Regions from separate parts of the Mus musculus genome. Here region 1 is linked to region 2. A link is a loop called in an ENCODE intact Hi-C map of the cell type or tissue named here. Cell type or tissue: heart. All regions are shown on one strand.

Evidence for each region. Peaks named below come from ENCODE experiments on the same cell type or tissue, not always from the same donor. Only the 100,000 strongest peaks of a DNase experiment are listed, where the experiment ranks them.
Region 1: it touches region 2 in a loop (2.4-fold over the local background); 17 of 42 quality-filtered maps call a loop at or near these places.

The regions. Positions count from the first base shown.
Region 1 is chr17:8,590,360-8,595,359 of GRCm38, reverse strand. It overlaps a transcript of Pde10a not described here. Among named protein-coding and RNA genes, the nearest start is that of Gm46585, 140 kb to the left of the region's middle. In heart, a CTCF peak has its summit at 2,495 (motif pointing right); a DNase peak (open chromatin) is centred at 2,499; H3K4me3 peaks cover 385 bases; H3K27me3 peaks cover 2,503 bases.
Region 2 is chr17:8,522,296-8,527,295 of GRCm38, reverse strand. It overlaps a transcript of Pde10a not described here. Among named protein-coding and RNA genes, the nearest start is that of T, 90 kb to the right of the region's middle. In heart, a CTCF peak has its summit at 2,692; DNase peaks (open chromatin) are centred at 1,655 and 2,295; H3K4me3 peaks cover 2,639 bases; H3K27ac peaks cover 1,303 bases; H3K27me3 peaks cover 3,142 bases.

The sequences.
Region 1 (5,000 bases), 68 kb before region 2:
TAGATCCCTGCTGTCTGTTAAGACCTGAGTGCTAGGCATCAATTGTGAAAGATTTTTCTCTCCCATTCATGTGTACAGGTAAACCTGCCTTCTCTATTTTAGGTGTGCGCTCATTAACCTCATTCTAGTTTCATTTGCAGTCACTGTGTTAAATATACAGACCCGTCATTGTGAGGAAGACAAGGCAGGACCTTCAGGCAGCTAGTCATATCATAGCCACTGATGAGTGGACTCAGAGAAAGCTTCTATGTTCCCAGGCTTGGCTCTTTGAAGAGAGAACATATGGTCTCTCCCTAGAAAATCTGTGGTTAAGGCTAGCCCTAAGATATAAACTAAACATGAAGGTTTAAAGTGTCAGATGCCAGCCCTCATGAATGCTTAGAAAACCATGTTTACTACCTTGTTTACCGTGTTCAGTTCAATTCCTCCACTCTTACACTACTTAGGAATCCCTGCCTAGGGAATGATGCCACCCACAATGGACTGAGTTTTTCCATATCAGTTACCTTAATTAAGACAACCCCACAGATATGCTCACAGACAAACCCAGTGCAGACAGTCCCTCAGAAACTTTCTTTCCTGCTGACTCTAGGTTATATCAAGTTGACTAAGCTAACCATCCCACTTTGCAACATTCTAAGTCATTTGTATATGCCTATTTTATTATTTTTCCACTTTCCTATCTCCACCTTCTGTGACATAATGTCCACGATGGCTAAAATCTTTGCTTTGTTTTCTGGACAGAGTGTGGCTCAGAGGAAACATCCCATAAACATGTAAGAATACACAGTTCATGTTCTAACAGCTGTTCAACCAGAGACCCTGAAGGAGAGGAGCTCAGACACAGACCAGCTAAGTCTTGAATATTTGGCCAGCATCACTCCTGAGACAGGAAATATAATTAACCACAGGCTGAAGAAGCAAGCAAGCAAAAGCCTGATATTTTCAAGCATGGCAGAGCTCAATCACTCAAAAACCCTCTAATGAGCTCTCAGCACCAGCAATACAACATCAAGCCAATCAACACTCCAGAATTGATGAGGGAGGGATTTATGCAAATTTAAGCCAATAAACACTCCAGCTTGGGTGAGGGCAGAACTTATGAGACCACTCATAATAGCTGAGGAGCTATTGGCAAGTGGTGGCTGCTGAGGGCAGGCTAAGCAGGTGCCATTTCTCTTCCAGGATGTGAACTATAGTCAATTGTCCATGTTCCTATGGATGATCCAACACCCATGGGCATGCAGGTAGAATAAATTGGATTATATTGTTTAAAAGAAAAGAACATGAAGGTGAGAATGATTGGAGGATCTGGGAGGAGTGGGGGGATTTGTGTCAGTTATAATCAAGATAAATTGTATACCTATATGATATGAAATTATCTGAGAACAAGTTAAAATATTCTAAAATGAAAGATCTTCCAGCACAGCCCTCTGTGTGCTTGCGCTCTGTGTTCTTTTTGGTCCTAGGTTCCACCATGTCTTCCAAGAATCCGCTGATAGACTGCCAACTACACATTCCTCAAACCTAACTAGCAAAGTAGATTTTGTGGGGATAGGGTTGACCTTTGGAGATCTCCATCAAGAACAGATGTCTAAAGGGCCTGGTGGCACATGCATGCCTCTCATCCCAGCACTCAGAAGTCAGAAACAGGAGGATTTGTGTTTGAGGCTAGCCTATGTTACATAGCCAGACTCTGCCCCCAAAGGCAAAAATAAATCAACAAACTAAGATGATTTGTACACAATTTTTCCAAATGCAGAATCCAGGGTATGAATTGCTATACTAAGAAACATAGGCTTCGGGCACCTGTCAAGAGAGAACGCTTTTGAGATGGCTGGGTGTGAGTTCACGCTGCTGTTACAACTAACAGCCAGCTACTTCCTGAGTTCACATGCAACAACGCGCCCCACGACATACATCCTCACAGCTTCCCAGTGAAAACATGCCAGTGTCAGAGAAACCAATGGTTCTGCCAAGCCCTGTAGCCTGGATACCCACAGCATATATTCATATAGACATCAGCACCAGGAGGGCCATATCCTTCCAATACACCTGCCATTATTCATATGATACTCCTGAGCAGGAAGTCCGTTCAAAACTTGCCCCTCCCCAGACCTCGTTTGCTCTTACTTCCACAGAAAGCGGTCTGAAAACTTTCCTCAGTTTGACCTGAGCAGCCTCCGCCCAGGGTTGAGCTGCTGCTGGACCTAGCTTCCCAGGAAGGTAGGCATCCCTGCATGTCTGTGATCACGTGCTTGTTGTGTATTTGCTCACTCCATCCTCCCAGTTCACCCGTCATTCATCTGCGCCGGTTCATTCGCTCGCTCACGTGCTCGCTGTTTCTTTGTACACTCCACTCACTTCCTCCCTCAGAGCAGTTTCCAGCGACTTTAGAGTCTCTGACAGGGAGCTAGAGATCGCCAGACTTCCACTCTGCAAGCTAAAACTATCCCATAGACTTCACCCAGCTAAGATCAAAGAGTGATTTCTTCCTCTCCCGCCAGATGGCAGCAGACGCGGGAAGATGAGGGGATGGCGGAGCAGGGAGGAAGGATCTAGTGGAGCCTGACAGTTGGCCAATGCCATTTGTTTTCTAAAAAGAATTTTGACTAGGTGATGGGGAGAGGATTGGTGGAATGGAGCCGACAAATCTCACAGCATCGGCCCAGGGTAATGGCTTTAGCTATGTAACCCAGCTCCCAGACCCCCACTCCTCTCCAGGCAGGTAGAAGAAGCCCTTGCCACATCCCTGTCCTTCTCAGCAGATCCCTGTTAGGCATGCAGGGGTTCCCTACTTTTCACTCAAGACTCATGACGTCATAACATCTAGAACAGCGCAGTCTTCAAGTGAAAATGCTGGGTGAGTCTCTGTGTCCAGAAACAAAGAGAACCTTATCTGCCTGTGTGTCCAGACTTAGGAAAGACAGGTGTTTCTATCACTGAGGGACCCCCACAAAGCCCATGCAGAGGACTGTTACGTGGAATTCTAGGTTCATCTGTCAGCCCCTGGTACCTGTTCTCTTGGACCCCAACTTCTAGGAAAGACCCCTCTCTCACCTTCCTCAACATTGTCTCTTGTAGATTGCCCTTTAAATGGAAAAGCCTTAAATGTCTAAGGGTTGTGGCTAAGGCCTGTGGATTGTACGTGCTCTCTTTAGTGATATAACAACCTCCTCTAGTGTAGGCTACAATGAATGGGTTGTGATTTTCTCCACTTTTGAATCCATTTAAAGGAGTCGTCGTCCCCCCCCCCCTCGCCCAAATAGATTTAAAGTAACTGTCAATGCTACATACAATGAATCTTCCCCCTGCCCCCATGTGCTCTCAGCCACTCACTTATCCCATTTCACCCCATTCTAAGGCCAAGATGCCCTGCAGGAACCACAGGGAGGTGGCCACAGAGGTTCTCCAGCCTCTGAGGTCATCACAGGAAAACCCTCTATCACTCTAGGTCATACACAGACCACTGGGCTGGGGTGCAAAAGAATCAGGAAGAGTTCTAACAGATGTTCCAGGATCCCATACAACACAGAGAAAAGGGAACATGCATTATTTCTATGCTTTGGGGCTAACCACACATCTCCAAAATTATGGCCAGTTCCCAGAGATACATTTTAGAATGGAACTCTACGGAATTGCTTAAATCTAGTCCTACACCCCCATCCCCTAAAGAAATCTGGCAAGGAAAAAAAAATCTCAAAGTATTTTAAATATGTTTAAGTTTTTGTTGGGCCACATTCATAGTTATCCTAAGTCGCGTGATTTAAAAGCTATGGGTTAGACACTGTGACTTAAACAAAAGAGAGTAAAAAGGACCCAGTGTATGGCTCTGGGGCAGGATGCTTTCTGATGTTTAGTGGGGAAAGAGATAAGGAGATCAGCTGAAGGAGAGTGAGACCGGAGTGGAGGAGCCACAAACACAGGATCCCATACAGGGGCGATCCTGGTAGCTCTGAAGAACGCTGGAGAGAAACGGGGACACTGGCAAGATGGTGAGCTCAGAGCCACACTACAGAATAACAGATGGAGAAGTCTGACCTCTGAGCTTCTCCCCTTAGTCTGCCTGTCACCCCCTCTCTATGCCATAGTCCAGCCTAGAATCCCCTCCATTTCTGTTCCCTCTCTTCCCACTCCTGGGACAGCCAATCAGGAAGATCTGCACACATTATGACTTATCCTGCTCAGTTTGGGAGTCCCACCCTGGGTGTTAGGTCAGCTTACATTGTGTGTTACTTCCCTTCTGTGAGACCAAGTGACGTCTGAGGCAAGGAAGCTGCCTTCCCGTGCTCGTATGATAATCTCTAGTGCTTGCTTGGCTCTCCTCTTCGACTTAACATTTACCTGTCGGTTTTATAGGCACCACCATGCACGCACCCATGCAACCCTTTTGCTACAACACCCCTAAGTCATGCCACCCCTGCGCTGCCCTCACACAGTCCACCCTGTACATCACCAAAGCGTCTCATCGGGCCCCACATTCCACCCACCAGTCATGCTTCACGGATAGGATCGGTCATCTTCCTGCTGCTCCAAGAGCACACACACTGCCTATCCATCTTCTCAGAGTAAATGCCAAGTGTACCGTGGCTTTCAAAGCCTGACCTGGCCTCCTCTGTGACCCCTCAACTCCTACCCTCCCTTATCCCCCCCCCCCAGCAGCTCTACACATTTCTCCCTCAATCCTATGGGTCTCTTCTCAAGACTGTCTGATCAAAAAGCTATCCAAGAAACAAGCATGCCTGGATGACGCAGGATACCTGTCCTCCTCTGGTTCCTTCTTGCTTTGCAGAGCAGTGTCATCTGACAGCTGTATACGTGTTCAACAATGGTCTCTCATTTCTCTCTCTGTCTCTATCTCTGTCTCTCTTTCTCTCTCTCTCTCTCTCTCTCTCTCTCTCTCTCTCTCTCTCTCTCTCTCTCTCTCTCTCTCTCTCCCTCCCTCCCTCCCTCCCTCCCTCCCTCTCTCTCTCTCTCCACCCCCCCAGGGGTCGGAGCTT
Region 2 (5,000 bases):
GTTCTCAGGGCTGGGTCTCGAGCACTGGCCTAGTCAGCTCCTCTCCACCCCACCCCCAATTTCTCTTCTGTGGGTAAGTCTACCCAGTTGCTCTAAAGATTGGGGCATTCCTGTGGAGCATCTCCCGCTCCAAAGCTCTCCGCATGTGCTCAGTCCTCTGTCTCCTCCCCCTCCCCCTACCTGGCTCCTCGCTGCTGCCCCCAAACCAGGCAGTGGGTTCCTCCTCTGGGAGCTGGGGTTCTCCTCCACCCTCGAGGGCTTTGCGCTTCTTCGACATCTCTGCCCAGGGCCTGGGGTTTGGGGGTTTTCTTTTCCCCTCCCCCTGGCCCTCCCCTCTCGGAGAGGAGAGTGAAGGTGGGGTTAGGTGGAGAGGAAAGGGGTGGGGAGAAGAGGCCAGGGAGGGAGATGGAAAGAAATTGCTGCCGAAAGACAGGAAGGGATCCGGAAGGCAGGCAGGAGAGGCAGGGACTTGGGCAGAACCCCCAGGACTGCTTCCATCAGTGTATCAGTGTGGCCCTCTTCTCTCTCTCTCTCTCTCTCTCTCTCTCTCTCTCTCTCTCTCTCTCTCTCTCTCTCCTCTCTCTCTCTCCCTCCTTCCTCCTTTTCCTTCTACTAAAAGGGTGAGCTGAGAGGAGAAATCAAAACCCAAGAGGTTCCTCAGATACTTCAGAGGTCTCCTGCTAAGGTGGGAGGGGGCCTGGGTGGGGTCCACCACCACCCCCACTTAGGACTCCTGGTCCTGCCTGGCTATGAGAAGCCTGCTCGTGGCTGTGGGGAAACAGCCACACTCTGAGTGTTTGGTCCGGATGGTTGGGATGCGGTTTCAATGGATTGCCAAATAACATAAAATAAAAGCTACAGAAGGCAACAGAGATGCTTTCAGACACTAAAGATGCAGGACCCGCTCCTCCTTTTGGTATCATGTGATATCTCGCAAAAGAGACTGGGGTAGAGGAACGGACAAGAGGCAGGGATGGCCGGTGCAGGGAGATCTGTCCCTACTGAGGATGGGAGACTGGCAGCAGGAAGGAGGGAGGAGGTTGAGGCGCTTGACAGCCCTTCTCTGCGCCACCTCAAGAGGCACCTGCGGGTCTGGCTAGGCAGCCGCTGCAGTTTGCAGCTGGGGCGCAGTCTACTCTGGAACTTGCAGCTCAAAAACTCCAGGAACCCTGTCGCTTGGCACTGGGGTTAGCTGCAGGCTCTCCCATCTTCCCTGCTAAGCTTTACAAAGTCCGGTGCTTCTGGCTTTACACTCCTCACCCCGATCACCCAGTCACATCCACAAACACTGACACACTGCTCACGCAGGCACGCGCGCGCGCACACGCGCGCACACACACACATTTTCTTACTGCTGGAAAGCTTGCAGAGAGATAAGTTTTCTTTGCTTCTTTTGTTTCTTTCTTTCTTTCTTTTTATCCCCCTTTGGACTCTCAGTGGCTAATGTTAGATTTAAAAAAAAAAAAAATTATCAACTTACCCGCCAAAGTATCCTCCAGTACAAAACTCCTATCTGCTTCATCGCCAGTTCACAAATTCAAAGCGGAGCGGTGGAGACAAGTCTCTGGGAAAGGTGGGTCCAGGCTCCATCCAGGGCTGCTCAAAACAAGTTGCCAAACCCGGGTGGCCCAAGTCCAGGACTTGTCCAAGACGCTCGAATATGCTCCATGCGGCAGTATTCCAAGGGCTTCGGGTACTTGGAGTTTCCACGCTGGTCATCTCGCAAAAGGGGGAGACAACTCTAAGAAGGAGTGATGCTCCCCTCTCCCGCCTTCCTTTCTGAGGTGCTCCGGAAAGCAGTAAGGTGCTTTCTAGGCACCAGTGAAGACTGGTCCACCTCAGTTTAGCCTCTCGACGGAAGCAACTTTAGACCCACACACCTAGAAGTAGTGTGTGTGCACACGAGTGTGCATGTGTGTGCACGGCGCGTGTGTGTGTATGTGTGTGTGTGTGTGTGTGTGTGTGTGCGTGCGTGGGCGAGTGTCCAACCCGTGTGCCCTCGTGCACTTGACATGGGGGCGGAGTTGGGGGGGCTGCGTGTGCTCTGAAGAGCCACTCTCCCCTGCTGCTGGAACTTAGAGAGTTTTCCTTTAAGCCAGCGACGCTGATGCTTGGACGCCCCCCCCCCCCCCCCCCGCGTCCAACAGGAGGCGATGACGTCTGCAGCCTCGTTGCCAGAGCAGTCCCCAGGCGGCGGCTGCTGTTCATTGACAGGAGCAGAGGCTCGGACGTCAGCAGCCGGACCTTGGCGACGCTGCTCCCGCGGAGACGGCTCCCACCCCCGCACCTGCCAGCCCGCGGGGGAGGAGGGAGTGAAATCAAAGCCACGGAGGAGCGGATTGGGGCGACGCTGGGGCTGCAGAAGGGGGGTGACTCGGATCTGCCCTCTTTGTCCTGGAGCCCCGGCGTATATAAATAGTACAGTCTCCAGCCAGACTTGCACCCGCTCTCGCACACCCCCACGCCCCGTCCCTCCCCCCCCCTTCACTTCGTGTCGGGCTGGCTCGGCGGGAAGGGAGGCAGGGGGCGAGAATCAGGGAGTGGAAATAGATGTTAGGTTTTTTTTTAAATCTCTTCCCATTCATAGATTCGGCTGGAGTCATGGGGCCTTGGCTCTGGGAATCGCAATGAATGGATGGATGACTGCACGTTCTGGGACCACCAGGTCCGTGGAGGCGTAGCTAGCACAGGGGGCGCTCTTCCCGCGAGGGAGCTGGCACCCTTGCCCAGGCACACAGAGACTGCAAACCACAAACCCCAAGGAGGCCAAAGGCCTGCCATCTCCCTCTCCTCCGATCCCTTCTGGTTTATTCTCTCCCTAGGAGGCTGCGATTGGCAAAACTCGAGCTGCTGAATTGAGAATCTGCACACAGTGGAGCTCCCAGTCCCAAATGGAACCTTTGACAAGGGACTTTCTGTAGTCAGGACAGTGACAATTGCTAGAGGAGCAGCCACATGGTGCAAGATTATTAGTCACTGGGGTGTTGCTGATGGCTGAAGACCTAGCCCCTCCCCACCTAAGTACCCAAGAGCGCTCCACCCAGGAAAGGAGGGAGTGCGGTGTGAAGATGCAGGGGTGCTTCAGCCGGACTTCTCCACAGGAGGCCAGCACTTGGAGAATCCCTGGTCACCAGTGGCTGCAGCAGCTAGAGGCCTACCCAGGACCACACAGGCAGGGATCACCACCTGCATCCCTGGCTGTGCCCCTCCCCCATGCACTGAACAAGCTTCTGAGGCAAGAAGCTAAAATTGCAGGTGCCCAGCAAACAGAGAAGTTTCATAAATGCATCCCATGGAGAGGCAGGGGTATCATGGTTTTGAAGTGAATCTGGGCCATTTATTATGTGCATGGCCGGAAGAGCTGGAGAAAGCAGAGCCCAGGATAGGAGAGCTACCTGCATAGCCTGTTCTAAGCCAAGCATGGCCAATGGCTTGGACAGGAGGGAGTGGGTGGGGAGAATGTCTCTGCCCTAATCATCAAAGATCACCAACCCCTGTGCCAGCAGCAGAGGGTCCTGGTCACCACAGAGAAAGGACAGAGAAATGCTCTCTGGGCTCCTCCACCTGCTCCATTCTTCCTCCTGTCAGAGCAGGCAGGTGGGTGCCTTCATGGGTCACTCTCTGGCTACTCTCTGCTCACCCTGCTCTGGACCATCCAGGAAGCACTTTCCTAGGCAAGCTGCTCCCTGTTCCCTTGTGTCAGCACCAGCCACTTCTCCATCAGTCATTCCATCTTCCTGTCCTCTGGTGCATCAGTGCCTAGAACGCACTTCCTCCTGCCCCGCCTCTGTGAATAGCCCACCCTTAGCTTGGACACGGGGCCCTGCCTAGTGTGTTCCTCTTGCCTCCTCTACCTCCCTGATGCTGCGGTGTTCCAGAACCATTCGTAGACCCCGTTTGCTCTCCATCACCTCTGAGGTAAGGCTTTCACCCTGTCTGATAGCTTTAAAATATGCCTTGCACAGACCTTCTCCCTCTGAGCTTGAGACTCAGGTGAACCACAAGCTCCCCTTGTGTGCCTGTGAAGTCTCAGAACCACCAAATTCCACTTCATTGCAGCCATGATGGCCCCATGGCATTCCCACGTTAATAAGTAGAAGCAGACCTCTCTTTCCTATTACCCCACTCCATCTATCCCCTCAGCCTTGAACGTGTCAGGCTCCAGGGACCTTGCATCACCCTCTCCAAACCTCCAGCACCACTGTCCAGGTTGGTGCTGCTGCTCTTTTGATGTTCCACCTCCATACTACACTCAGTGTAGAAACCATGACTGCTGAGAAAAATGAAAGATCATGCCAGTTCTCAGCTGAGTCCTCCTTGGCTCTCCCCCAACCCAGCAGCAGCCAGGATCCTGTGACCCTGTAGCCACTCCACTTTTTGCCCGCCCATCTACTCATCTCCAAGTTAACTTTTGTTATCAACTTGATTTGATGAATAAACACCCAGTATATTAGCGAGGTAAACCTTTGGGAATTTATGAGATGGTGTTTCCAGAAAGGATTAATAGAATTAGCAATACAACCTGCCCTGGAGAACACCATCGCAGGGGCAGACATCCCAGACTGAGCAAGAAGGAAAAGAGTGGAAGCTGAGAGTGTTCATGTTACTCCCTGGATGGCCCCACAGGCCAAGTCCCTCCTACGACCATGCCTCCCACTGTGATGGACTGATTTCTCTGAATTAAGGGACAGAATAAATCCTTCTTATGCTGTCTTTTAAAAGGTGTTTATGGTATTTAGTTATACTTCCCAATAACCAGAAAACTAACTGGTATAGAAAACGGATGCTGAGAACTGGGGCTGGGGCTGAGATCAGCCTGACCATATGGCTGTTAGGATTGAGGACGGATCTGTGGGAAGAATGTGGAAGTTTGGAGATGCTTGCTGGGGGAACTTCAAACACTGCAGGCAGAGCTGACTGAGTGGTTCTTGGGCAAGTTCAGATGCCAGTGGAAAAGTGGCCAGTGTTCATGAAGTTTCAGAGGGGAGATTAACACTCCG